Linked DNA regions of Mus musculus: all the other regions are linked to region 3. Evidence: chromatin loops called from intact Hi-C (ENCODE). Cell type or tissue: heart. All regions are shown on one strand. Region 1 has its middle 5.4 kb from the start of Gm5082. Region 2 overlaps Hivep1 (human immunodeficiency virus type I enhancer binding protein 1). Region 3 holds the start of Edn1 (endothelin 1). Region 4 overlaps Phactr1 (phosphatase and actin regulator 1). Region 5 has its middle 56 kb from the start of Edn1. Region 6 overlaps Phactr1 (phosphatase and actin regulator 1). Region 7 has its middle 33 kb from the start of Gm40925.

Region 1 (4,000 bases), 660 kb before region 3:
GTTCTCATACACCAGTGGAGTGGCCTGGAGGCAGTTTGCCTGCATCTGTAAGATCCTGGGCCCAGACCCTGGTTCCACAAAAGCCATAGAAAATAAAACGTCATGGCCTTTCTGGATCTTCTGTCAGTTTTGTCTGGGCCAGTTTCACCTGTGGACTTTGAAAGTGTTGAAAAGGTTAAGCAGCAGGTTGAAAGACAGTTTAGTTAACTGTTATATTTGCTGGTAACCAATCTTGTCCTAAACCAACCCTGGGCCACATACGCATTTATTTCTACAAGTCACTATTCTAAAAATGAAGTCACAGGACTGGGGTGGTGGCTCAGTCAGTAATGCTGGTTGCATCCAGAGCTCCAGCACTCATGTAAAACATCAAATGTAAGGTCACAGAGACAAAAGGCACCCTGTGTTTGCTCCTTAGCCAGTCCTGATTGATAAGTTCTAGGTCCAGTAGAGACCGTCTCTAAAAATAAGGTATCCTTAGCGAGATGGGTAGTGAATGAAGGCACTTGCCACAGAATCTGATGACCTAAGTTCAGTCTCCAGTACCCATATGGTGGAGAAAGTTCAGATATAAATGGAGAGTGATGGGAAGGCATCAGTCATCGGCCTTGATACACACATAACATGGCAATATGGAACCTGGGAGTCAATATGTAGTCAGAGTTCTTAAAAGATTGCTGAGGGAGATGCCAGGCTAACCATCCTCTTGAGGAGGGAGCAGAGAGCCACTCCCTATGAATGTCACTGGGACAAAAAGTAGCCTAACTGCATGTTAAGGATGCAGACAATTTTCACATGTACTGGTGTTTATCTAATTCTTACTAAACTGAAGTCTACTTTCCTTTTCTTTTGGAACAGAAGACGTTCTCATTCTGCCATAAGAATAACTTTCCAGCCGGGCGTGGTGGCGCACGCCTTTAATCCCAGCACTCGGGAGGCAGAGGCAGGCGGATTTCTGAGTTCAAGGCCAGCCTGGTCTACAAAGTGAGTTTCAAGACAGCCAGGGCTATACAGAGAAACCCTGTCTCGAAACCCCCCTCCCCCCAAAAAAAAGAATACCTTTCCACAGAGACTGTGAACCCAATCCAACCAAACAAGAACTCGAGACGGAAGGTACATCTTGCACAAATGCACACAAAGTTTATTACTTTGTATCATCTTTCTTGGGCTCAGAGTAATATTTTGAAATGTTTTTGAAACGGGTAAGTATCCTTAAATATTTTATATCCGCTGAGCATTGTGAGAAGACCCTAAATTTCAGACAAGATCAGAGACAAAGAAAACCCAGAAAAAAAGACACTTGAGTCCTCTTCCAAGCCACCTAGTGGAGGACAAGTCCTGCTCAGGCAGGAGAGACCAGCTCAGACTCACTGTCACTGAATGGGCACGCACGCCTAAGTTAGGGATGAACAAGGTCTGTGTTTTTAGGAACAATGAAGGAAATCAAACCCCATGGTGGATCTCTCAGACGGAAGTTGGATCTACCTCCAGAAACACTTGAGAAACATCTCTACCTCTTAGGACTGTCTACGTGCACTGAAGTTTTCGTTATTTTTTTGTTACCAGAGCCAGTCTTGGGCTCATAGTCCTGAGGAGAATTTATAGAAGGGAATTGGGTTGGCTGGTTTAGTTGCCAGGCCATATTTTGCCACTAGATGGCAGAGTTGTTCCACCTTTTTCTACTTGGGCATCCAGATTAATTTAGTTTGTCCTTTTGGGCTTATTCCCTTAAGACACGGCTAATTTTTTGTTTAACACATACGTAAGTAAATTAAACGTGAGAAAAAGCATGGTTTCTGCATGCCATTGTTGGTCAATTTTTACTTCTTAAGAATGTTTAAGATACACTGTTGAGGGTTGTTTCCAAATAGAAAATTTCACATTAGTTGTAATAATGTGATTTTTTTTTAAACTATGTCACTAGCCTGGCCTTGATTTATGTATTTTTTAATTCAAATACTTATTGCCTAGTGATACTTTATCAAATTGAGTATAGTACGTAGCAAGTGTCAGTTACATAGTGTCTAGGGGACGAAGCCTACTACAAATATTCCACAACCTTAAGGCACTATGACCGTTGCCTATCAGGTCCTGGTCTGCCACCCATTGCTTTAACATGGCCATGATCAGTTTCTGTGACTCTGTTTAAACACCAGTAAACCCAGAATAATTTCTATATTCAACCTATAATTCTGCTTCCTCTGTCATCCATTTATCTGTCTTCAGGACAGACAGACAGACAGTAATTCTAGGGAGTGGTAATGAACAAAGCAAGAACCAGATTCAGTGTTGGGGAGTAGGTACAGTGCATGTTGAGAAATTTCTTTCAAACTTAAACTGTCCCCTTGACCAGGGTGCTACTCTGGCGACAGAGCCCGCTGGGGGATTTTTTTTCTTTCTTTTTTTAGAAACAGTTATGGAGAGGAGCCTTACAAAGCAGAATGGATGAACTTGCTCAGCCAGCAAATTCCTTGCATTCCCTAGACCAAATATGTCCATGCTGAGGAAGCCACAGCAGTGACTTTAGTGAGGTCCTCTGAAGGACAGGCATGACGCGCCTGTCAGCTGTGCCACCAGGTCACCAGCCACCTCAGATCCTGTTGCTGTTGGCTTTGTGTATTGTTGTACAGAAATAACTATAGCTCGGACCCCCGAAGGGCAGGTGCTTTTATGTCCATAGCTTTTTTGACTTGAAAAGCACACAGCACATTACCCAGTGTGCTCTGACCTCTGTAGGGACTGTGCAGACAAACACGGAAGGCGCTTCCAGCTGTGGTCAGGACACCTTGAGAAGAGGACCTGAGAGTTTTCATAAGCCTGCTCTTCCTTCCTTGTCCCTTTATGTTGGGACTAGTGCCATTGGGTGATTCCAAACAGCGATACAAGAAGGTAGCAGGGCACCCTACAGAAATGGGTGGGATTTGTCCCTAAGGAGAGACCTGGTCATCTTTCTGGACTGACCTCTGTGTACATGAGACTCCATTTTAAACCTAATGTCTTGTCTACTTCCCCAAAGTAAATGAACTCTCCTTCTCTTCTCAGAGGTTGAGCTGCCGTGGTTTGTGTCACACCATCTGAACAGGTGCATTCTCTTACATCCCTGGACTGGGACTGAGCTGTCACTGTGAACTCAACGCTAACCTAAGCTTCAGCCGTAACCCTCACTGTACCCTCAACACCAGTACTATGTTTGAAACGTTAGTGTCTACGATTCTCAGTTCAAACATGTGTAATTTGAGCTACTTGGGTTTTCAAGGTCAATGAGAAGGCAAGAGAAATTCAAATTTAAATCATAACCTCTCTCTCCCCCACCCCACCCCCGTGGTGTGTGTGTGTGTGTGTGTGTTTGTTCTCATGTGTGCCTAGAGAAATATAAAAGCTGCTATTATTGGCAGAGCAGTAATTCTGCTGTTTCCCAACCTTCAATGTCAAACCTCTCCAACGTGCTTCATTTTATCTTCCCAGTCTGATATGACTCGGGAAGCATTATTGTTGTTTATTTAGGGAATTTGTTGGTCCTGTTTGGGTTGCAACCCAGGGTTTTGTGCACACCAGGAAAGCATTCTTCCATGGGGATAGACCCCAATGTGTGTTTTGTTCCTGCTTTTCTGTCCAGAATACATTTACTCGTTAAACAAAGGTCTTTCATGGAACTTGGGCAGCTGGTTAAACAAAGTCTGTTCTGAGGGCCACCCTACAGTGACTACAGCAGCCCTTGTCTGGACTCTGGTAAGCCTCGGGGGCCAGTGGGTTCTTTGGGCATGGATTATTTCCTGGACAGCCTGAGTCCAGCTCTTCTACATGTTAAGCTTCATCTTAACACTTTGTAAAGAAAGCAGAAAGGCCTACCTGAGACTCTGGTGGAATTCTGTTTGATCGTGCTAGGGGTGGGGCAGTTACCCAGTCCCTTCATCATAATGGTTACACAGCAGTGTCGTGGACTTGTAAAAGTATCCCTGTATTTATTCAAGGCCTTAACTAACCAGACTGTTTTCCTTCA
Region 2 (4,000 bases), 130 kb before region 3:
TTACCAAGGAATGTCTGAGCCTTTCTTCATTAAACAAGGACATGTTGAACACTCAAATGCAACTGCATGATTTCTGCTAAGCCTGGTGGGCTGCTCCTCGTTGTTTAAACACCATCACCATTTGGTAGTCTCTTGGTCAGCTGTACAGCTGTACAGCTGTACAGCTTTGTGGGGAAACTTGAAGCTTTTAAATATGTTGTCCTTTAGTTATTCCTCTATAGGAATAACTTGTCCTTGTTTTATTGTGAAGATTTCGATTGTTCTTGATTACATATGTGCATGTTTGCCTAAGTGTGGCTCTGTGCGTGTGTATGCAGTGCTTGCTGAGGCCAGAAAAAATACTGGATCCCTGGGAGTTAGAGGCGAGCTGCTTGACGTGGGTGATGCAGACTGAAGTCTGACCCTCTGCACAGCAGCACGTGCTCTCCAGCCCATTGTAGTTCTCACTGAAGGTTCTCTCTACACTTAGTCTCCTTAGCTTCACTGGCCTCAGTCTCTATGTCCCAGCTGTCAGGTGATAGTTTTCTCATGCACATTCTCCACTGACAGAATATGTTCAGTGAAGTCAGAGAGACCCGGTGAGGTGGGCTGCAGATCCTTGCGTTTCCTGATTCTCTAGCGGGCCCTTGCAGCAGTGGGCTTTGTAGGCTTCCCCTCACTCCGCTAGCACAGGAATTTATGATGTCATTTTCAGTGGCGCTGGCTCAAGGATGGAGAATCAAGTAGAGTTGAATATACATTTTTGTACACAGCCATTATAATTTGCAATTATACATTTGCAATTTAGAAGTTGTTACCACTTAGCTTTAAAATTAGCAATGTATAATGTATAATTATGGTATAAGCTCCTGAAAAGTTGGATCTTTTCAACTTCATACTGCACATTCCCATAGTCTTGCCATATAAAATTATGTGGCCTCAGGAGTCTTGCCCTTGTGTTTTGAGGGTATTAAGGAATATATCTTCGTTTGCACCTTTGTGTCAAAAATGGTGCCACCAGCAATTTGCTTTTCAGCCTTTGATCCAAAGAATGTTTTCATCAACAGAGTGCTAGACTTCAGCACAAGGAATGTTAATGTGTGTCCTCAGTGGCCAGCCCAGGGACAGCAGCCTCAAAGGGCTAGTGCAGGGAGAAGTATGCTTTGCAATGGAATTTTAAGTACTGACCTATATACATGAGATAATGGTTCAGACCACAGGCTTGCAAGCCTGGGTCATGTTTACCCTTAGAAGCACTGAGTGAATTTTATAAAAGTACTAGCAACATTTTCCTTCTAAATGAGGCCAGTAGGCTGTCAGTACCAGATTTTTCACACAAACATCTATTGTCTTTAAGTTTCTTTGTAGAATAGGAAATCATAATGGCCTTTAAGACGTATACTTAGTGCAGTGTTGATAGCAATTACTTACAAACAACAGAGCAAGGGTGGCCTTCTGGTTTATGCCTAAAGCTAACAGTCTGCAGTTCTGGCCCACTGTGTTCATGTAGGTTGCTTTCCTACTTTAAATAGAAGCATTATTCACAAGCTTTACAGAAGGGTTTCCCTGGCTGCTGTTGTTTGGCTTTCAACCTAGTACTTCCTAACTGGGAGGAAAATAAATCCAGACTAGTTATAACAAAAGAGTTGGGGAGGGGACCTTGTCTTCTGGGCTGCTGCTGTCTTTGTGGCTCCAGCTCATCCAGCAGGTGTCACTGTCTGGCAGCGGTGGGAGCAGATTATGGCTCATCCAGGCAGCCTTGGGAAGAAGGTCCTTTCCCAAAGAAATTCTCAGGGAAGCCTTTGTTATAAGCTTTTTCGAGCATTCATTTTGGAGGGGGGAAAAAAAACCCCACTGCTACATTAAAAGATTCTCTTTTCCTTCTTGGGTTAAATTGTACATGCAAAAAAGAAATAACTTTTGTAATCTAAAAATTGTGTCATGTGTTAGAAACATTTACAGTGAATGGGGATTGTGTCTGGAAGAACAAATTGCATGGAGCTTTTAAGTGCCATTTATTTACAAATTTGTTAAGCAAATGTGGATGTCTTCTCCATAGCCTCTAATGGCTACCACAGAGAAGCCAGAGCATTTATCTTCCTGGGGTATTAGCCTATGTTGTACACACTAAAAATAATAATGGCTGCAATATGATAATAAGAAGGCAGTGAGTCCTGTTGGAATGGTGAGGAGAGTCTGGGGTTCACATGCTGGTTGGATGCTGTCTTAGTCAGGATTTCTATTCCTGCACAAACATCATGACCAAGAAGCAAGTTGGGGAGGAAAGGGTTTATTCGGCTTACACTTCCATATTGCTGTCCATCACCAAGGAAGTCAGGACTGGAACTCAAGCAGGTCAGGAAGCAGGAGCTGATGCAGAGGCCATGGAGGGATGTTCTTTACTGGCTTGCCTCACCTGACTTGCTCAGCCTGCTTTCTTATAGAACCAAGACTACCAGTCCTGAGATGGTCCCACCCACAAGGGGCCTTTCCCCCTTGATCACTAATTGAGAAAATGCCTTAGAGTTGGCTCTCATGGAGGCATTTCCTCAACTGAAGCTCCTTTCCCTGTGATAACCCAGCTGTGTCAAGTTGACACAAAACTAGCCAGTACAGATGCTTTCCAGCCATCTAAGCCCCTAACTTCCTTTGTAAGGTATGTTATCTATTAACTGTCATATCATAGGGATTTTGTTTTGATTTGGTAACATGATACAAACAGCCTGGCGCCGGCAACCTTTTTCTTAAAGTGCCGGGTAGTAAGTATCTCAGGCATGCTTGGCTGTATGTTCTCTGTTGTCACTGCTAGCAAACTCCAGTTGTACTGCAGCATACAAACAAGCTTGCTGTGCCCCCACCACCACCACAAAATTTTCTTTACAAGAATAGACAGTGAGCCAAATGTGGTAGTGACTAGAGTTGCCAGGCCAGGTAACCAAGGAACTGTGAGTGCCGCCATAGTTACTATGTTAAATAGCACATCAATTTCATAAACTCATACTCGGTGAGGCTTTGGAGAAATGGCCAAGTCTGTGTCACCTCTTTGCATACTGATAAAAGCTACAAACAGGACTAGAAAGATGGCTCAGCAATTAAGAACACTTACTGCTCCCAGCACCCACATGGTGGCTCACAAACCTCTGTAAATCCAGTTTCAGGGAGATACTGAAGCCTCTTCTAGCCTCCCTTAGTGCCTGTGTACACATACTATACATACACAATGCAGGCTGAAGAGTCATGGAATAAAGATACATCTTTAAAAACATTTTTAGTTAAAAAACAAAACAACAACAAAAATAACAAAAATCAAAACAAACAAAACCAGCCAGGCATTTCCTGGGGACCAGTCCTGATTCACTGCCAGCAGGCGTCTCTGGGAGCTGGCCTCTTAACTAGCATACAGCAGTACATAACCAGTACAGCAGAACTGAACAGGCGCTTAGAGCCCTGTTGTGGAAAGAACTGTCTTCTGGGAATGACCTAGAAATTGTGTGAGAGAAGGCTCAAACGCCATGTATACAAGGCCCTTCCCCTAGGCTGAGAGGCTGACAGTTGCTGGAGTTGGGGTGATTCTTCTTAGCATTGTAGCTGCCTGTATCTGTAACCCCAATTCCAACCAAGCTGGACTTAGGTAGAATGATTGCTGTGGTGTGGCTATATAAGGTTCTTAGAGCGTTTTCATGTATCTCCAGGAAACTCTATCTTCTACTCATGGATATTACCCACCTTATCATTTTCTTTGTTCCAAAATACTGGACTGGTTTGACAAATAGATGGTAATCCACTATTCATTTGTAGATTTCCAGAACTTTTGACAGTGACCTTTCTCTTTGGGAAATTCAGACACCAATTCTCTCAGAGAAAGAAAGACCATTCTCTCCAGACCCTGGGAAGGGAGCTGAAAGAAAAGAATGGCAGTCTCTCCTTGGGTTCCCTCAGCATCAAGGCTGATGGCTCTTTCGAGGAAGGAAGTTTAGAGCTGTATGACAACTAACCCTGACAACTCACTCTTAAACTTTGT
Region 3 (4,000 bases):
GGCCATCCAGCTTGTCAAACTGGTTTGCTGCCCTCCTCTCTCCTCCCCCTGCTACTTGGCAAAAATTGTATCTGGTGAAGCTGCCCAAAGTAGCCTAGAGCTTCCTTCTCTGGGCTTGAATGAGGGTTCTTCCTTCCTTTCATGGGAAGACAAGGGAGTTAGGGGGCAGCTGTAAGGGACAGATGTGGAGAGATGGGCAGGAGGCAGAGCCTACATAAAAAAGGAGGCATAGGTGCCCATGCATGTACACAATACATATATACACAGAGGCCTAGAGAATTCAGGATAAAACATAAAAGGTAGGATTATACCTGGAAAGATGGGACCCTCCCAGGGCTAAGATCTTGTTTTTATTTGGGGTTTGCTATCACGGAGCTTTAGAAGAAGCTCAGAGTGGATGGCTGCCGAGGTTTGCATTTTACTTCTGAGTGTATGTTCAGAGTGGCACAGGTACACAAGAAGGGAGTGGGTAGTAGAAAAACACCTGGACAGTTCTCCTTTGCTTTCCTTCTCTCCCTGATGCTGTGGCCATCGCTATCTGCAGAGGTCCCTCAGCTGAAGGATGATGGCTCAGGCTAGACACTGGGGATGCCTTCCAGAACTGGGTTGGGCATTTCCGGGGTGGAGCTGAGGACAGGTTGGTCCTGACAGTTGCCAGTGTTTGGCCAAATTGGCCAGGAGGTCAGAAAGGGGTGTGGGGGGGAGGGGAGTACTTGTTTTCCCACTCACCTTTCTCTTGCTGGTGGGAAACTTGGGCTTTGGACCTTCCGGTGACATCAGCTCTCCTCTCCTCCAGGTCCCCTGAGGAGCTGGGGTGGGATGAGCTGGCTTCCTGTTGGGGCCCAGGTCTAGGGGCAGTTGTCACCTCCTGGCCCCCACCCTCAGGGGTTGGGCTGAGGTAAGCAAAGCAGAGGCAGAGGCTTACCAGTGGCCCTGGGCCTCGGGTGTGGGTGTGGGAGGGATGCTGGTTCCTGCTTCTTCAATGTCTCCAGCTCTTAGTCCAGAGTCTCCTAAGGGACAGAGTTCTTAGTGACCTAAAGCTGCTGCTGCTGCTGCTGCTGCTGCTGCTGTGTCTCCCCTACTGAGATTCCCAGAGAGGTCACTAGGCCTAAGCATGTCTCTGTCCACAGCGTGGGTATTGCTATCAAGTCTGCCTTTTGATTGTAGAGGTGAAGAAATAAATGGTTGCATGGACTGGATTGAGTCTATTTTGGCCTCTACTCCCAGGGAAAACTGAAGTCAAACAAGACGGGATGAAGAAGGGACCTTTGTGGTAGCATCCTAGGGAAACCACTCTGCGTGGATCCTGTGTGTTGTTTCCAGCTTATGGGCATTCCGGGAGCTTGTTGAAAAAAGCCAACGTGTTTTCTGTGTGTTTTGCTTTATTCATGAAGACATGTTGTCACTTGTGCCTTAATAACCCATGGACACCTGGGGGAGGGAGTCTTTCATGGTAAAATAGACAGGAAACTGTTTGGAAAATGTAAACACGTTATTAAAGGGTGAGGTATGATCTGATGCACATATTCAGCATCGGCAGTCCTTCCCTCCCCACACCCCCCTTGTAGCTTTCTAATCAAGCACAGACCGCAGGTTTGCCCGAGTAAAGAAGCAAAGTGATGTGGAGGAGACTCTGGAAAGTCGGGGAAGGGAATAATGGAATGCCCTGAAGCCACCTCTCTTTAGTATGTGAGGCGCCCCTTCTCTGCCTGGCCACAGCTTGTTACTAATCATTTAGAAGCCGAGGCTTTAGTTGTTTTATCTTATTAAAGCATAAGCCCCTGCAGCTCTCCATCTCCCCCTGGCGGTCGTCTCTGCCATTTCTCAAGATCCTTCGCGATAGCAGCAATTCCCAGGGAGAGGCTGGGCACAAGAAATATTGGAGGGCGAGTGTGTGTGTGTGTGTGTGTGTGTGTGTGTGTGTGTGTGTGTGTACGTGTACTTCTGATCGGCGATACTAGGGAGATAAGGATGTACCTGACAAAACCACATTGTTGTTGTTATCATTATTATTTAGTTTTCCTTCCTTGCTAACTCCTGACGGAATCTTTCTCACCTCAAATGCGAAGTACTTTAGTTTAGAAAAGACTTGGTGGAAGGGGTGGTGGTGGAAAAGTAGGGTGATCTTCCAAACTAATCTGGTTCCCCGCCCGCCCCAGTAGCTGGGATTCAAGAGCGAAGAGTGGGGATCGTCCCCTTGTTTGATCAGAAAGACATAAAAGGAAAATCAAGTGAACAATGATCAGCCCCACCTCCACCCCACCCCCCTGCGCGCGCACAATACAATCTATTTAATTGTACTTCATACTTTTCATTCCAATGGGGTGACTTTGCTTCTGGAGAAACTCTTGATTCTTGAACTCTGGGGCTGGCAGCTAGCAAAAGGGGAAGCGGGCTGCTGCTCTCTGCAGGTTCTGCAGCGGTCTCTGTCTAGTGGGTGTTTTCTTTTTCTTAGCCCTGCCCCTGGATTGTCAGACGGCGGGCGTCTGCCTCTGAAGTTAGCCGTGATTTCCTCTAGAGCCGGGTCTTATCTCTGGCTGCACGTTGCCTGTGGGTGACTAATCACACAATAACATTGTTTAGGGCTGGAATAAAGTCAGAGCTGTTTACCCCCACTCTATAGGGGTTCAATATAAAAAGGCGGCGGAGAACTGTCCGAGTCAGAAGCGTTCCTGCACCGGCGCTGAGAGCCTGACCCGGTCTGCTCCGCTGTCCTTGCGCGCTGCCTCCCGGCTGCCCGCGACGCTTTCGCCCCAGTGGAAGGGCCACTTGCTGAGGACCGCGCTGAGATCTAAAAAAAAAACAAAAAACAAAAAACAAAAAAACCCAGAGGCGATCAGAGCGACCAGACACCGTCCTCTTCGTTTTGCATTGAGTTCCATTTGCAACCGAGTTTTCTTTTTTTCCTTTTTCCCCACTCTTCTGACCCCTTTGCAGAATGGATTATTTTCCCGTGATCTTCTCTCTGCTGTTCGTGACTTTCCAAGGAGCTCCAGAAACAGGTAGGCGCCACTTGCGAATCTTTCTACTTCAGCGCAGCGCAGTTATCGCTTCTGTTTTCCACTTTTCTTTCTTTCTTTTCTTTCATTCTTTCCTTTTTATTTATTTTTTTAATTACTGAAGCTCCAGCAGCAAGTGCCTTACAATTAATTAACTTCTGTGTGAAGCGAAAGAAATAAAACCCCTGTTTGAATACAACTGACTACAACCGAGTATCGCATAGCTTCAAAATAACGTTGTAGCAGTACAGCTGAAGCAAAAATCTATTTTGAAATAAGTGTGTTTAGGGTTGCACGGTTCATTTAGGGGCTTATTCAAACGTTGTCTTGATAGTGCGCTAATGTGTAAAATATTGAAACACTCCAACTTAAAGCCAAGGAATTTTATTCGGGTCATGCAGGCACACCGTGAGCAGGGAAATCACCTGCCGATCAACCATGCGCTGAATAACCCCGCAGGCGGTTTCAGGGCGAAGCACATGCTTTCTTTAAAATTTGTCACTATTGACTTAAGGTTTCATTTGGCAGGTTTTTGGCATCTTCAAACACTGTGAGCTCTATTGCAGTTGTATTCACCTGTCCTGGGAGGGGAGCCGGGATCATTCCTGCCTGATTAAGGAATTAGACAGTACGGGCCACAGCTGGTTCTTTTCTCCTCCCATCCTGTTTTTTGAGGGTCAGTGCCCTCTTTTTGTCTTTTCATGACCCTAAGCAAAGAGAAAGGATGTCAAAAGGGTGAAAGCCCTGGAATGTGTCTGATCGTTTGGAATGAACAAAATCGAGCAGATAAACTGCGCGGCGATGCTGTGTTGGGCCAGAGGGAGGTGTCAAGTCCCACAGCAAGCTGTGCTGCCCAAAGATTCTGAATTCTGAACCCACGGGGTACTTTCCCTGGGTTCCCTGAGCAGCTGTACCTTCTCTTCCGTCAGTGGCAACTTGTCTCCCACCTGAAGTGAATATTGTAAAGTTAGTTTCTTTTCGGTGTCCAGGCATTTTCTGAA
Region 4 (4,000 bases), 520 kb after region 3:
TGTATGGCCCACACTGAGGCTCAGTTCTTTTTTTTCTTATGTGTAGCAGGGGAGGGGTGAGTACATGTGTACATGTGCATGCTCACGTATGCCTGCCCGCAGAGAGACGAGAGGTCAACCTCACAGTGTCTTCCTCTACCTCTCTTTGCCTTATGCTTCAACCGGCTTGTTCACTGAACCTGGCGCTCACTGCTTCAGCTAGACTGGCATCCTCCTGTCTCTGTGCCCCAGAGTTGGCGTTGCAGACCTGTGTGACTGAGCTGGTGTTTAGCGAAGGTGCTGAGTATCTGAACCTGCATACACACACACACACACACACACACACACACACACACACACACACACGCTTGCAGAGTAAGCGACGACCCCATTCACCCCACCCCCCACCTTCCAATACTATTTCTTGATGGCCGATAGAAACCCTATCTTCATTCCTTGAAATAAAAGCTCGAGAAGAATTTTTCTAAATCAGGCAGCTACGTCCTTGTTTTACCTGCTTTTCAAGGGAACCTTTAAAAAGATGTGTTTTGCACTTGGTCATCCATATTCATTGTAGTTCCCTTCTTCAAAGCCGGAAATTGGAAACAGCATAGACGTCCATCAACTGGAGAATGGAAAAAGGGGGCTCTTTTGACATATTCTTGTCTAACCTTTCACTCACCCTGCCTGAACAAGCCATTTGCCAGGCTCAGGACTCTCAGCTGCTCTAACAGCACATGGAACATGTGGGCGAGGGGTGGGGGTGAATAACGTGAGGAGTGTCATCCATTTTACAGGTCACATGATTGTTCAGCGAAACCGGAAGTTATTTAAAGCTTAAGCACCCTTTCTAGAACTTTGCATTTCATACTTTAGTACCATGCTTGGCTGCAGGGAACTGGAATGTCAGGCAGTTAAAACTCAGCTAGAAGCAGAGTCCAGGACCTTGAGAGGTGAAAGGGGTGTACATAGCTCCTCGCTGAGCCAGACAAGGCCCTGTGGCTCCAGCGGCTGTTTTATAACAGACAAACAGTGCAATGTGGGCTGAGAAACTAAAATCGGAGCGAGGCGGAGGAGGGACGAAGAGAGGAGGAGGGAGAGGGAGGATGCGTAGGGGGATAACAATGGCCACAGACTCTGCTGTCATCTCTCGGCATGCTTTTATCTGAGGTAGTGCACGTCTGCAGCCCCAGCACCCTGGAGACAAGGGCAGGGGGGAGTTCCAGTTCAAGGCCAGCCTGTGCTAAGTAACAGGGTTGTGGTTTTGTTTTCATGGGGCTTGAAGTTCATCCTCTCTCCGGACATCTGCAGAATCTCCACAAAAAATGAGCTGGGGTAATCACAGCAGAGGGGGCCAGAAGGTCACGGGCAGCAAAATAAATGCGTTGTAAGTGAACACTTAGTCTATAGGGGGGTTCCAGGCATGCAAGATGGCTCCGTGGAGAAGAGGGGACTTAAAAGTTGTATTGGGGGCCCCTTCCCAGGCCTCTCATGTAGCCTGTTGTACTTTTGAGCCACATGTTTGGGCACTTACTGTTTTCAGCCAATTCCTACGTGCCTTTCTCTTCACGCTGGCCAAAGCCCACGTGTTTTCTCCCATCCTTGCTCAGATACTCCCCTCTCTGGCCAAACAGCTCAGGGCCTCCCCTCCCAGGAAGATGGCTAGAGGACTCCCATGAGCCTCCAGACTCACCAAACCAGTCCCGACGTTCAAGGCAAAGAACATTCTAGAACCCCAATTATATCTACTTGAGACCAGTGGCACCCTTCACCTGACAGGCACAAGAGAAGATGCCTCCGGGTAACAATAACATATCTACCCAATTTGCTCGCCTGAGTGGTAGCCTACAGGGCAAAGGGATACATTCCTGTAGAAGCCTCCACACCCCGCTCACCTTTTAAGCTCTACCGCCATCTCGTGGCTGGCTTTGGTATTGCATGTGAACAACTGCGTTCACTTCTAACAGCCCCTACAAATTGCTAATTTCTTTCAGTGAGTACTTCCCGGGGGCCCTAAAACTGCAAACACGTGCAATTAGAAAGCAAGGTGATAAAGCTACACAGTAAGAAAAGCCTCTGGCTGTTATTTCAACTACTACACTTCAAACCTGAGAAAGAAGATGAGCCGTTTGCTGCCATGTAGCCAGAGGCTTCAAGTTTTTGCATTGTTCATTAACCTTTTTGCCAGGCCATGTTGTCACCGCAAAGTTCTTCTGTCTGGGAAGTAACCAGGTACTATTTCTTTGAGTGTTACCCCAGAGGAATTCAGCTTCCTCTTGTTCTCAAATGCTTTTCTATCTTCAGACAGGGTCTTTCTCTGGATAGTAAGCTGGCCTCCTACTCACCATGAGGCCCAAGCTGTCCTGCAGAGTCTTGGTCTGCCTGCCTCAGTCTCTCTAATGCTGGGATTGCAGACGTGACCCTCCACATCACCTTCTGGTGAGGTCGCCCTCCTCACCTAAACCTCTCTGAAAACATCCTCACAGGCATGCCCAGAGATGTGTCTCCTGGATGATTCCAAGTGACACACCAAGTTGTCAATGGAAACTAAGGGTCAGTGCTAGTAAAGTGGGTGTTGAAGATTTGCTGGCATCTATAGATTCGGCACTCACTACAGGCCTTAGGACATATTCCCACGGTGAAGGAAGTTGACTGGAATTCTAACATGAAGCTAGGGCTGAGAATCTGATGATCCACAGGGCTCATGCCAGGGAGATCTCACTAGTGTTCTGTGCATAGCTCCAGATGGACAGACAGACAGACAGAGTCGTGTGTACCACTGCACCTCAGAGCAGGGCTGGAAGCTCTGTGTCCTGGTGCAGCTTATAGCCATCACACTGACTTAGGGATTAGCAACAGAAGCCCTGCAAGTATCGGTAATTTATTGGATGTCACGTAACACTTCTTGTATAAGCTATAACCCTGAATTCAGGAGATATAACGACTACTCGCTGTTAGCAGACATCGTCTGTACTACTCAACATGAGCATGAATGGGCTTCAATAGGAGGGTAGGTGTGGAGAAGCATCTTGTCTTAGATTCTTTAGAAATGGGCCATGTGTTCCTTCAACTGTTGGCTTAGCCTGGTTGCTGCTAAATCCTTGCTTGTGTTTCTCAGATTTTCAATAACAAGGCACACAGATCGCTCACTCCCTCCTGACGCCCAAGGACAAATTAAATATTTCTCATGGGACCAAACTGCCAGGCAGCCCTGTGGAGTGGAAAGAGGCATAGGAGAGCTGGGTGTAATCCCAGTTCCTGAGAGACGGTGGCTAAAAATAAAAGTCAACCGCGGAGAGGCACTCACTCTTCCGTGACCAAAACACTTCTAGATGATTTCTTGGGGGAACTAAAATATCTCTTTTTAAAGAAAAAAAATAAAACATCATGAACCAGCGTCTCCTTGTCTTGCTGATTTTGATCTGGACACTTCTCTTGCCTTGTAAGCGCCATTTCTGTCCTTTGTATTTATCTAGTTATTTATTTCAAAGGTTGGGAGGTCTCTCTGGAGGATGAGAAAGTTAGCTCTCCATCTCCAGTGGGCTACGGATGCTGCTGTTCTAAGAGTACCTTCTTGGTGGTGATGCTAAAGGTCCCAGTCCTCACTTGTGGTGATTTGAATGAAAATAGCGCCAAACAGGCTGGAGGGGCCAAGAGTTCTACACTTGACTCAGCAGCAGGCAGCAGGAAGAAAGAGTGACACTCTTTAAATAAGCTCACAGGGAGTGGCACTATTGGGAGGTGTGGCCTTATTGGAGTAGGTGTGGCCTTGTTGGAGGAAGTGTGTCACAAGGGGGCAGGCTTTAACATTTCAGATGCTCAAGCCAGGCCCAGTGTCACTCTCTCTTCCTACTGCCTGCTGATTCAGATGTAAAACTCTCAGCTCCTCTGGCACCATGTCTGCCTGGATGCTGCCATGCTTCCTGCCATGATGATAATGGACTGTAGACTTCTGAACCTGCAAGCCAGCCAGAATTAAATGCTTTCCTTTATAAGAGTTGCTATGTTCCTGGTGTCTCTT
Region 5 (4,000 bases), 56 kb before region 3:
TCATCTGGTCTACCTGTTTTTTGTTTGTTTTGCTTTGTTTTGTTTTGTTTTTTTTTTTTTCCTCCATAAAGAACAGAAATTGTGGAAACTCCCAAAGTTGCTGACAGAGCCATGATAGCTCAGGACTAATTCTGTATTTTCTCTTAATAATGACTGTAAAGTCCTGACAACCTAATCTCTAACAAACTAAGGTAAAGGTACTGTTATTCCTCAGATTTCCTTGGAATCTAACAATTGGTTCCAAGACCCCTGCAGATTAAGTTTCCACCATAAAAAGGAGTAATGTTTGCACAGGGCCTATACATATCCTCTCATACACTTTATGGATTTGTAAGGTTTATTTTGTGTGTCTGTCTGTCTGTCTGTATGTATGTATGCCTGAGGAGGCTAGAAGAAGGTGTCAGTTCTGTATCTGAAGTCACAGATGATTGTGAGCCATCCTATATGTGTGCTAAGAACTGAACTCTGGTCTTCTGGAAGACAAATGTGCACTCTTAACTGCTGAACCATTTCTCGAGCCCCTCCTATATACTTTAAAGGCTTAGATTATCAATACTGTGTAAAAAGTTGTCATACTTAGTTATTTAGGTAATAATGACAAGAAAATATCTGTTGATTTAATTGCAGAGGCAATATATGTGTGTCCACTTGTGTGTGTGTGTGTGTGTGTGTGTGTGTGTGTGTGTGTGTGTATGAGCTCACGCTCGCACATGCACGTGTATGCCTGCACTTCCACACCACACAGAATCCAGAGTAAGATGATGGGTTTTCTGCTTTCTTGCTCTCTGCCTATGACCTTGAGGTTTGATCTAGAGCTTGGTGCTTTCTGTAGGTTGGCTGGCTAGCAAGCTCCAGGGATGTGGGTGCTAGGGCTCTTAACTTGGGGTGTTTTGCATATGTTACAAGCCACATTCTCAGAAATTCAGAGGTATTTTTTAAATACATATTTGATGTATATCTGGCTGCATCTGGAGATGTGGAAACCACGCCCACAGGAAGTTGACTCCCTACAGGGCTTCACACCCATGGGCAATTGGCCAATGGTGGTATGATGCCAGTTCAGGGAGACCCAGTATATGAGTGTGTGGAAAATGAAGGAGGGTGGGAACATGCTTTGCATGCAGAGCCCCCATGACCCTGGCTCATGCTTGTGGCTGGAGGTATCAAAGGGGAAATGGGCTATTTCCTACTTCGGGATCAATGTCACAAGGTCACCCTCATTTTGCTCATCTCTGTATTCTTTGAATGATTGCTCACTGGGGGACTGAAGGGACACTGTACCACTGTAGATTTGATACAAGATTTACATAAACACCATTGAAAAGGGAACTGTGTCTTGCCGTGCCTCTGACCCTCTTCCTATCCTGGAAGCTCATTTTATGGCTTGTGCTTCGAGGTGATTAGTCACAGGGCTAAGGATTCCACACAGATGTTCGGATCATGGTTTGGAAGCTGGGCTTAGTGACACGGAATGCACTCTCTGTGTGCTGCACCCTGGTTGCAGTTGGAAAAGCCTCCTGATATCAAACTTTAGAATAAAGCACCACCTTGTGGTCTAAAGCATTTATTAAAGTGGAAGAATTGAAGACCTGAACCTGGAAATGCTCCCTCAGCTGGTGGTAAGGAAGCCAGGATCCAAAAACAGAATCTCAGACTAAGCAGAAGCCCCCATGGGAACTTTCTATTGCTGCGGGAGACTTTTAGATCAGCTGATGGTGGCAAGCCTTTTTGTGGAGTGAGTCCCAGGTTTGGGTCATTAATTTACTTCACTCATCACACATCACGATCATTTAATCCTTTCAAAACCACAGCAAAATGGGCCCAATAACATCAATTTATAAGGGAAGAAACTGAGGCTGAGGTCACCAAATGATCCAATCACATATAAGCAGGGGGAAGGACTCGAAGGCAGGTGTCTCCAAATGACGACTCAGCTGACCCCAAGGTCAGCAGATAAGACCAAGATTAGAGACCATTCCTGGCTTCCCCCTAACCTGGGCTGCTAGAATCCTCGTTGGCACTTTCTGATAGGACTTGAAGTTGCCTGCTCTTCAACATTGCATTGACCAAGAAGGTTCCAGACTTACAGAGGGGCAATTCACTGGTACCCCACCACTTTTTGAGACAGTCTGAAGAGAGGAGAAAGTTCTTGTTTGGGGAGATGTGCAAGAGTACATGGGGCCATCATCATCTCATACGCAAACAAAACCAAAAAGTATTATTTGACAAATATTCACTGGGAGAGTTAGAGTGTTTATTCTAAGCAAGATAGATTCTTTAACAGGTAGTTATTTTATTTTATTATGTAGGCTGCTTAGGAAGAAGACTGGATATATCTGTCTGACTAACATGTAAGGTAAGCCATAGCAATCTGAGTCAATCCAAGGGACAGCTTGTACATTATATATCTTGTGACATTGCTCATATCCTTGGCTATGTCACTTTGCCAGTGGGATACCATTATGTCACTTGAGGGCCAGGAAACCCACGACAAGGATGGTGACACTGACACAGGGCCCATCGAAACGGATGGAAAGAGTGAGTCTCAGCTGTCTCAGTTCTAGTCCGTTCCACGCAGACTTCCTTTCTGTTCGCAACGGAGTCTGCTGCTAATTTTAGTAAGGAGATCACTTGCCTACAGTCAGTCTCATTTGATAACATTTCTAGGAACAATGGTTTGCAGGACTTGGAATCTACTTTTTCCAGAGGAGGCTAATTCACGGAGTTTAAGGAGGGATGAAGCTATATGGTAGGAAGTCCCCTGCCAGAGACCAAAAAAGAAAGTGAAAAGCTTTTCTAAAGTACATGAGAAGAGGAAGCATCTCGCATCACGTGGATTGCCTTCCTTTGGAAGAAAGGCTAGTATGTGAGAACTTTGGCCTAGTGTTTTTTTCAAAGCTGCTCTTGCCTTCTTTAATTCCTGTGCTTTTCTTTCCGGTCTCTTAGTTTAGTTTTCAAGTTTTTTCCTATTATTTTTTGTTATTATTATTTGTGTGTGGGCAGGGGATACACATGTGTGTGCATAGATTTGTGTGTGTGTCTGCAGGTGTCCTTGCCTGTGCATGTGTGTGGAGGCCACAGGTCAACAGCAGGTGTCTTCTGCACTCACTCACTCTCCACCTTTTGTTAGTTAGTTTTTGAGACAGGAGCTTGCTGGAACAGCTAGACTAGGAGTCAAAAAGGCCCCTCAGATCTGCCTGGCTTTCTAATCCCTCGCAGACAGGCCTGGGGTTACAGATACACATAGCTGTGCTTGGTTGTTTCCATGGGTTCGGGGGCTCTGAACTCAGGCAACAATCCCACCGAGTCATCTCCACATCCACAAGCAGGCTTTATCATTTTCGAAAGCAGGATTTCATAAAAATAATATTGTGTAAGTCTTTGTGAATATATTCTGCCTTTGGGGGTGACAGAAATGTTTCTTGACAAGTTTCTCACTGAATGGTAGAGAAGTACCCCTCATTCATTCTAGGGCCATAAAACTTATTTCTGAGCTTTAAACAGAAAGAAGGAAACTTCTCCTTCTGGGGATTGTGTGTGTGTGTGTGTGTGAGATAAATAGCATAATCGATTTTAATGCACACTTTATGATTCCAGTTAATGAGTATTTGCATGCCAGCTCCTAATTTAATAAACTAGATTTGCCTTTCTCAAAGTATGGCTTTTTATATAAATTTGCTTTCTCCAAAATGTTAGATAAGGAGGTTGGACTTGGGGTAGGAGCAGGTTCCAAAACCAGTAGCTCCTGCTGTGGGTGAACCCGGGAAGCTTCCTAAGTATGGTTCTTGGCTCAAAATAGAATGCTCCATTCTTAGATTATAAAGAGCTTTTCAGGTAGGTGACAGTTCTGAAAACGTGATAACAATGTAAATCATCTACCATTGTGGGAAAGCGAGGCAGAAACTTTAAAAAGTCAGTCACATCACACCCCCACTCAAGAACATACTAAACAGATGCACATGTGTGGCTTATTTGGTTGCTGAGATCAATTTCTCTACTC
Region 6 (4,000 bases), 490 kb after region 3:
CTAGTCATAGCTCTTAGTTATTTGAGGGATCCAAACACGATTCTTCTTAAAATAAAGAAATACTCCTAGAACTTGTCCCGATTTTCTCAACTGTGCCTCGGGTCTCTAGCACCAAAGAAAGAAATCCTACACCATCTTGGTACACTAGCTAAGTTAGATACTTTTTTGAAGATTTTTTGTTAGAAGGTAGAAGGATTTAGGGTACATGTCCTATGATACAAGTATCTTCTTTTAGAGCTGACACAATACTTTGTTTCCTGAGAGTAATATTTTTTCCAATTTTTTATTAGGTATTTTCTTCATTTACATTTCAAATGCTATCCTGAAAGTCCCCCATACTCCCCCCCCAACTCCCCTACCCATCCACTCCCACTTCTTGGCCCTGGCGTTCCCCTGTATTGGGGCATATAAAGTTTGCAAGACTAAGGGGCCTCACTTCCCAATGATGGACGACTAGGCCATCTTCTGCTACATATGCAGCTAGAGACATGAGCTCTGGGGGTACTGGTTAGTTCATATTGTTGTTCCATCTATAGGATTGCAGACCCCTTTAGCTCCTTGGGTACTTTCTCTAGCTCCTCCTTCTTTCTTTCTTTCTTTCTTTTTTTTACTTATTCACTTTACATCCCATTCACTGCCCCCCCTTCCTGGTCACCCCTTTCCATGATCCTTCCCCCACCCCTCCTTCTCCTTTTAGCCAGTGCTCCCCCCCCCCCAGGTATATCAAGTCTCTGTGAGGCTATGTGCATCTTTTCCCGTTGAGGCCAGACAAGAAGCCTAGCTAGAGGACCATATCCCATGCAAAGACAACAGATTTTGGGACAGTCCCCAGTCCAGTTGTTCCAGACCCCATGAAGACCAAGCTGCGCATCTGCTACATACATACGTACAAGGAGACCTAAGTCCAGCTCATGTATGTTCTTTGGTTGGTGGTTCAGTGGAGAAGCATTTAAAGAAATATCCAAAGACCTTAGTCATCAGGGAAAGGCAAATCAAAACAACTACGAGGTCCCATCTTACACCCATCAGAATGGCTAAGACCAAAAACTCAAGAGATAGCACATGCTGGAGAGGATATGGAGCAAGGAGAACACCCCTCCATTGCTGGAGGGAATGAAAACTTGTGAAACCACTTTGAAAACCAATTGGGCAGTTTCTCAAAAAACTGGAAATAGTTCTACCTCAAAACTCAGCTATACCACTCCTGGGCATATACCCAAAAGATGCTCCACCATCCCACAAGGACACTATTCTCTTCTTAAATTTCTCCTAGTTGGGAGAATGTCACAACCTTCTCATTACTAGGTAGAACAGTAATGGATTTTAACCAACATGAAAAGACATTAAAATAAAATCCACTTCAATCACTCCAGCAAGGACTTGAGCTGAGCTAACATTTGGATAACAGACCACAGCTCTCTTGTTGCTGTCCATTTCAATGCCAACTTATGACATCCGGGGGGGGAGAAGAGATAGAGATAGCGAGTCACAGAGCCTTTTGAAGAAGCTGTGGTGTCGGGGAAGTAGCAGAAGCCAAGAAAGTGGAACTATCATCTATGTGCACATATGAACATATGTAGACCCATATGTGCACATATGTAGACCCATGTACGTGTGGGGGGGGGATAGGTATATAGACAAAAAGACTGACTTACCTACAAATGCCTATTTCTTTTGACACTGAAAAACAAGCCAGTTAGTTGCTTAGAAACCATTGATTCTTTAAATGAGACATGATAAGCCAACACTTCAGACGGACACACTGGCAACTGAGTTTACAGGTCCTCAGAGATACTTGCATTAAGGGAAGGAGATGTTAGGGAAATGCTCTCCCTACTGGGAATGTCACTTTGCAGACAATTGAAAAAAAAAAAAAGAGTCAAACTGATATTTTAGCTTAAAATGTTATATATGGTCACAAAAACCTTTCCTTTCTTTGGAATGAAGAAGAAATAAGGTAAGCTGTGACCATGTATTTTTTTTAACCATCTCTAAATTTCCATTTTCTCTCATTAAAGTGAAGTCTGAAATCCCACTGAAGCCTCAACGTCACTGTGCCAAGCAAGGATAACAGAGCTAGGTAGGCACACAGGTCTTGCAATCCCTGAAGATGTGCTAGTCTTGAAGATTGTTCTACACCTAAACGGCACAGAGGCAAAGCTCTCGAGAGGTGTCCAGCAATTGATAGTTGTTATTAACGCATGTAAATGCTCCACGGTAGAATGCCGATAGCGACTAGATGGGGCACTCACCTTCAAAAGCCGGCAGTGTTTGCAGTGTTTCAACAAATGTTTGAGTAGTAAAAGAAAAATAAATAAAAGATAGAGAGATGGTGAGATAGAGAAACTAGGCAGCAGGGGATATCACTAGGGAGCGGGAGGAAGACTTAGAAATCAAGACAGTAAAAGCTACTGAGAGCACAGAGTGCACCATGATGTGTCGCCCTCTAGTGGTAAAAACAAGTAATAGCCTCAACAGACAGCCTCAGGGGAACGGCAAGCATAAACAGGACAAGACGACTTCATTCATTTCTCCTCTTATAAAAATATTTTTGGGGAAAAAACCCCACAACGATGTACGTGTTTGCACATATATCTATGTACACTTGCGTCTGTATTTATAAATACTGGGGCTTCTGTTTTATTTACAGTGTAATTACGTGCTTGCTGTGCTTATAAATCTTCGCATGATTTTATAAATCTTTGCACGATCTAGGAGAGGGAAAGTGAGGAAATGCTATAAGTTATTTTAGTCTCTCTTCTCCATCGGACCTCCTGGAGCGTAAAAGCCGCCCCATGTCATAACCCCGCTCCCTCGCTCCTGTGCCTTCCGGTCTCCACTGCCAGGCGCTCACTTGTTCTTTTGCAAGAAGGGGGGAAAAAACGAGAAGGATGCAAAGACGCCATTGTGCAAAACCCCTCTTAATGCTGACAGTCTGTCATTTATCATCCACAGTGCAGCAGGTACTGCCCCTAGGGGATCACCGTTTCTGTTCCGTGCTGAGACTGAATGGTCCAGTGTACTGAGATTATTATCATCTATACGCTATTATGTATTGTTTAATCTCCCACCCCTCCACCCCCCAAAGTTCCGAGATGGAGATAGTCAGGGAGGTTAGTTTCCCAGGTCTGAACAGCAGACCTCTGTCCTATATTAAGTTCCTTTTGTGGACTCTGATATGGCATGGCCCACGTGTGTCCCTGGAATAAATAGACGTTATCTTATTCCTTTAAACGGATGATTAGTCTGACCAGAAGGCAACACTTTCTAGGATTCCGCAAGAATAGCCTTGACTTCTTTGTTTAAAAGAGGGGTCTCATTGCCCTTAACATCTCCTTGAAAGCGAACTAATTATGAGCAGACATCACATACCTGCTGAAAGTATGTCCCCCGCCTCTACCTTGTCCCTGACTGTAGTGTGATTCCCTTGTAGCAGAAGCAAGGAAAGTCAAGGGGACGGAGCTTACTCTGAAGCCATAAAAAATAAGAATAAAGAAATACTGACTGTGAACATTATAGAATAGAGGACCCCTCCTTTCTCTTTGGAAGGGTCCAGCCCTCCCCCCCCCATTAAATGCCTAGCATACATTGAGCCCTGTGTATCGCTTGGACATTTTGGGGCCATAATGTTCCCTGGATGAGTCGTTAGTAAGTTTTCACAGAGGAGAATTTAATCTTAACTGCTGTAAAATTAAAAATCTTAATTAGAAAACCAAGTATCCAAATGGAGACCACAGTTGTCATAGGCAAGGTGGGAATCTGTGGCTCAGAAAGAGCATTTTTCTATTTTTATTTTTAAACTAATTTTTAAGTTAGTATGAAAATGTCATTGGACTTTTTAGTCACTTTTTTGGTCGCTGACTTTTTCAAATAATACCAACCTTATAGAAACTCTGAAAATATCAAAATAGATGAAAATACAAAAAGTTATAATGGCACCCCCTTCACTTAGTAGGTAAGGCCCCACATAGCTTCTCCTCAGTGGCTGTAGAGAACATGT
Region 7 (4,000 bases), 590 kb before region 3:
GTGCCCTCAAGCATACCTATACTATCAGTTCCTCTCTAGAGTGTGAGGCAGACAGACCTTGCCTTTGCACAGACTGACACATTCCATAAACACTGGCTTTGCCCTCTGCTCTGCACAGGCCTACTTATGTGGAGATTATCGTGCACACTGCTGACTTTAGAGATATCATAGATAAGGGCATGAATGTCTCTGACGAGGAATTTGTGCTGGTTCAAGCAGTCAGTGGGAACCTGAGCCCTAGCATGCGAGGCCTGTGAGGATGTCAGACATCATCCATCCTGCTTTCCTCACACTCGGGAGTGGGGGGTTAAGAAGAGGTGACTCTGTCACAAAGGAACACACATGGTATGTACTCACCGATAAGTGGATATTAACCCAAAAGTTCAGAATACCCAAGATTCAATTCACAGACCATATGAAGCCTAAGAAGAAGGAAGACCAAAATGTAGAGGCTTCAGCGCTTTTTGGTAGGGTGAACAAAATACAGGAGGAAATATGGAGACAAAGTCTGGAGCAGAGACTGAAGGAAAGGCCATCCAGAGACTGCCCCACCTGGGGATCCATCCCATATACAGTCATCAAAGCTGGACGCTATTGTGGAGGCCGGGAAGTGCTTGCTGATGGAAGCCTGATATGGCTGTCTCCTGAGAGGCTCTGCCAGAGTCCGAACAAATTCAGAGGTGGATGTCCGCAGCCAACCATTGGACTAAGCTCGGTGGTCCCCTATGGAGGAGTTGGAGAAGGGACTGAAGGAGCTGAGGGGCTTTGCCGCCCAATGGAGGGAGCAACAGTGTCAGCAGGCTAGACGCACCCCCCACCCCCGGAGCTCCCGGGGACTGGACCACCAACCAAAGAATACACATAGAGCAACCCATGGCGCTGGCCACATATGTGGCAGAAGATGGCTTTATTGGACATTAGTGGGAGGAGAGGCCCTCGAGCCTGAGGGTGTTCGATGCCCCAGTGTAGGGAAATGCCAGGGCAGGAGGATGGGAGTGGGTGGGTTGGGGGAGCACCCTCATAGAGGTGGGGAGGGAGAGATGAATTAGGGGGTTTCCAAAGGGGACACCTGGAAAGGGGAAAACATTTGAAATGTAAATAAAGAAAAATATCCAAGAAAAAAATAAAAATAAAATACCTACGGTTTATGAATAGAAAAAGGCTAACAATGAAAAAAAAATCCAGAAGAAAATAAATAAATACATAAAGGGGAAAAGAAAAAAAAAAGAAGTGTGATTCAGTTGGCTGGCGGAATCTTCAGACAGACCAACCTGGGACTATTTGGGTTTTAGTCAAGGACGAGGAATGCATGGCTGTTCTACATTAGTGTGCACTCACTGCCGGCCAGACGCATGAGGAATGGCCGCAGACTTTCTCGGAATCTTATGTAAGAGATGGAAGGACCTAGAACATGTCTGGACAACTCGTTCCACTTCTATTTTGTGAAATTAATTGTTTACAACCCCTGTCTTTCTTTTAGCTCAAAAAACTGAACCTTGTATTCCCCTTGAAGTCAATTAAAGGAAGCTGTCTGTTTAGGGAAATAAATGCTCTCCAAATTGCAAGAGCAGAGGTGACAACTTTTTCAACATTTTTTTTTCATTTTTTTCAATAATGTAAATCCTCTAGATGATGCCTATTTTGGCAAACGACCTGTATTGGGGTTTTATGGGACGACGCTAACACGTTGGTGTACGTTCGGCCAGCAGGTGGCAGCAAACGTTTTTATTAGGAAAACCGTGCGCTTGAAAAGAACGCCTAATCAGCAGTCCCTTCTAGCAAAAGAAGCCTATTAAGTGAGCACAGCAGAGGGCATTCACCACAACGCTTCACGCAGGAGCCTTTCTTAAGAGGGGGCTCTTGGCAGTAGATGGTGGAAGCGCGGGGTGAATTATTTCCACCAAGTTTGTTAAAAGGAAAGTCCAGATGAGATTAAGGACTGGAAAGAAAACTCTATTGAGTTTCGCATCCTAATGACAATCCAATTTCTCGGCCCACAAACTTCTATCAGCCTTTCTCGGCCTGCAGCCTGGTGCTGAGGGGCTGGACCCAGCTTTTACCATGTGGCTAAGGTTTTGCTGTTTGGAAAACAGAGTACTTCTGGGCTACCTAACTGATGGAGCGCTTTTCTGGAGTAGCACACTCTTGCTTTGAGATGCCCGAGGCGACCGCTATTCCTTTTCATTGCCGCTGTTCAGGGCCACCAGAAGAGAATGCTGGGATGCTAACTATCCTGACACATCCTGGCCGATTTACGTCAAGTTCTGATCCTTATAAGACTTTTAAAATATAGTAAAAAGGTTCATTCGTTCTTTCAATGACTGCTTGCTTTGTGCCCACTATGCCCAGTGCTGTGCTTACAGAAGTCTCAAGTCTAGGAAAAGAACCAACTCCTTTCTCATCAAGTCCCCACAGAAACCTACAGAAACAAGCCCGGGTAGGAAGGAACACAGTCCTGGGCTGTTGTTGAACCTAGTCTAGGTTTACAGACTGATAGGAGTGGCCAGTGGTCCTGAGTCAGGGACCCTTAAGCTGAATTTGAAGACTGAGGAGGAATGCGTAGGTTAAAGGAATAAGGAGAATATTCAGACCAGAGACTAAAAAGTTCTAAGACCTGAAGATGGAAGGAAGGATAGGAGGCAACAGACGCTGGGAGGGATAGAATATTGGGGGAGAGAGTGGACTCTGCTATGTAAGTGGAAAATCATGATTCTTGCATTTATAAGGCAAATGTACACACACACACACACACACACACACAATTGACCTCTGCTGGCTGCTTTTGTATAGTTTGTGATACTGTTAGCTTGGAGCTAGCGCAAAAATATTTCCAAAAAATGTTCGAGTATTTTACTGTCCCCAAGGCATTGACTTACGTAAATGGACACAAGTACCTTTAGGGACAGCCACTGTGAAAGATCATAACACATATCTTTAAAAATATATATAAAGCCTTATGCCCTTTCTTTTCTCCTTCATTAAGGAGATGTGGACCTGTGAATTGACCAACATTTAGAAATAATCCCTTCTGGCCACTGTAAATTGTGCATCCTGCATTTGAGAAGCAGAGATAGGAAATCAAAACACTTCCCAATCACCAATACAACACCACATATATAGGGTTCCATGTTGTTCTTTGCATAAAATTATTTAAGGCATTGTATTGTCAGTGTATGGTGCATGAGGTACATCCAAGACAATGGATTATACACTTAGACTTGGACCCTAGTCGCCCAATACAGTAGCTAAATACCTGCAAATAGTTTATAATCTTTAAAGTATCCAGAATCTAAGACTTCTGTCCTAAGCCTTGCTGTGTAACGAATACTGTTAACTTTGAAATGAAACACATCCCATGAGTACAGTTGGTGTGATGATTTACCTTAATCAGTTTAATTATCAACTTGACACAATATAGTATCACCAGGGAGAAGGGTCTCAAGAAAGGATTGTTTATACTAAGTTAGCCTGTGGGTATGTCTGTAAGGGCTGGTCTTGATTATGTCAGTGAATGTGGGAAGGCACAGCCCACTGTGAGCGACACCATTCCTAGGCAGGGCACCCTAAACTGCCCAAGTGTCAGGAGTACTAGCTGTGAGTAGACATGCAGGAATTCATTCTCTCTGTTCTTGACTGTGGACGTGACAAACTACTTCAAGTTCCTGCCGTGACTTCCCCTCAGCAGTGGCCTCTAACCTGTAACTAAAGAAACAAATAAAACCTTTCTCCTCTAAAGTTGCTTTTGTTGGGTGTTCATCATAGCAACAGGAAGGAATCTAGGACAAGTGGTAAGTGCTTGGTCCCCAGCTGGTGGTGAACTTACAGCAAGATGCTTAGGAGAGGTTCCTTCAACTTTGAGCATCTCCCTTGAGGGTCTCAGTGTATCCCGTGTTCCCCTAGTCCTTGGCTTTCTCATCTCAGTCCAAGGGTTTACATTATCCCTCTCCCCTCCCATAGTTGCAGTTTGTTTGTGTACACCTAGTCAAGAGACTAGGAAATG

The links. A loop is a pair of places that touch in the nucleus more often than their neighbours do. Peaks named below come from ENCODE experiments on the same cell type or tissue, not always from the same donor. Only the 100,000 strongest peaks of a DNase experiment are listed, where the experiment ranks them.
Region 1: it touches region 3 in a loop (11-fold over the local background); 15 of 42 quality-filtered maps call a loop at or near these places.
Region 2: a loop joins it to region 3, with 10 times the contacts of the local background. A loop is called at or near these places in 10 of 42 quality-filtered maps.
Region 4: it touches region 3 in a loop (4-fold over the local background); 2 of 42 quality-filtered maps call a loop at or near these places.
Region 5: a loop joins it to region 3, with 7 times the contacts of the local background. A loop is called at or near these places in 7 of 42 quality-filtered maps.
Region 6: it touches region 3 in a loop (3-fold over the local background); 2 of 42 quality-filtered maps call a loop at or near these places.
Region 7: a loop joins it to region 3, with 4 times the contacts of the local background. A loop is called at or near these places in 20 of 42 quality-filtered maps.

What each region holds. Positions count from the first base shown.
Region 1 is chr13:41,641,424-41,645,423 of GRCm38, forward strand. No RefSeq gene overlaps it. Among named protein-coding and RNA genes, the nearest start is that of Gm5082, 5.4 kb to the right of the region's middle. RefSeq lists an enhancer at 1,789-3,260. In heart, a CTCF peak has its summit at 1,651 (motif pointing right); a DNase peak (open chromatin) is centred at 2,538; H3K27ac peaks cover 2,762 bases.
Region 2 is chr13:42,173,529-42,177,528 of GRCm38, forward strand. All of the region lies in intron 7 of Hivep1 (human immunodeficiency virus type I enhancer binding protein 1), which reads left to right. Among named protein-coding and RNA genes, the nearest start is that of Gm32778, 11 kb to the right of the region's middle. In heart, a CTCF peak has its summit at 1,677 (motif pointing right); no DNase peak of the experiment used is centred here; H3K27ac peaks cover 662 bases.
Region 3 is chr13:42,298,957-42,302,956 of GRCm38, forward strand. It overlaps Edn1 (endothelin 1), which reads left to right and starts at 2,520. Exons shown (of 5, transcript NM_010104.4): 1 at 2,520-3,002. The coding sequence starts at 2,939. In heart, CTCF peaks have their summits at 1,770 (motif pointing left), 2,417 and 3,817; DNase peaks (open chromatin) are centred at 1,815 and 2,485; H3K4me3 peaks cover 2,454 bases; H3K27ac peaks cover 3,282 bases.
Region 4 is chr13:42,820,882-42,824,881 of GRCm38, forward strand. All of the region lies in intron 3 of Phactr1 (phosphatase and actin regulator 1), which reads left to right. Among named protein-coding and RNA genes, the nearest start is that of Phactr1, 140 kb to the left of the region's middle. In heart, a CTCF peak has its summit at 1,905 (motif pointing left); a DNase peak (open chromatin) is centred at 1,890; H3K27ac peaks cover 888 bases.
Region 5 is chr13:42,243,390-42,247,389 of GRCm38, forward strand. No RefSeq gene overlaps it. Among named protein-coding and RNA genes, the nearest start is that of Edn1, 56 kb to the right of the region's middle. In heart, a CTCF peak has its summit at 1,575 (motif pointing left); no DNase peak of the experiment used is centred here; H3K27ac peaks cover 2,044 bases.
Region 6 is chr13:42,790,035-42,794,034 of GRCm38, forward strand. All of the region lies in intron 3 of Phactr1 (phosphatase and actin regulator 1), which reads left to right. Among named protein-coding and RNA genes, the nearest start is that of Phactr1, 110 kb to the left of the region's middle. In heart, a CTCF peak has its summit at 2,454 (motif pointing left); no DNase peak of the experiment used is centred here.
Region 7 is chr13:41,707,920-41,711,919 of GRCm38, forward strand. No RefSeq gene overlaps it. Among named protein-coding and RNA genes, the nearest start is that of Gm40925, 33 kb to the left of the region's middle. In heart, a CTCF peak has its summit at 1,696 (motif pointing right); a DNase peak (open chromatin) is centred at 1,722; H3K27ac peaks cover 2,232 bases.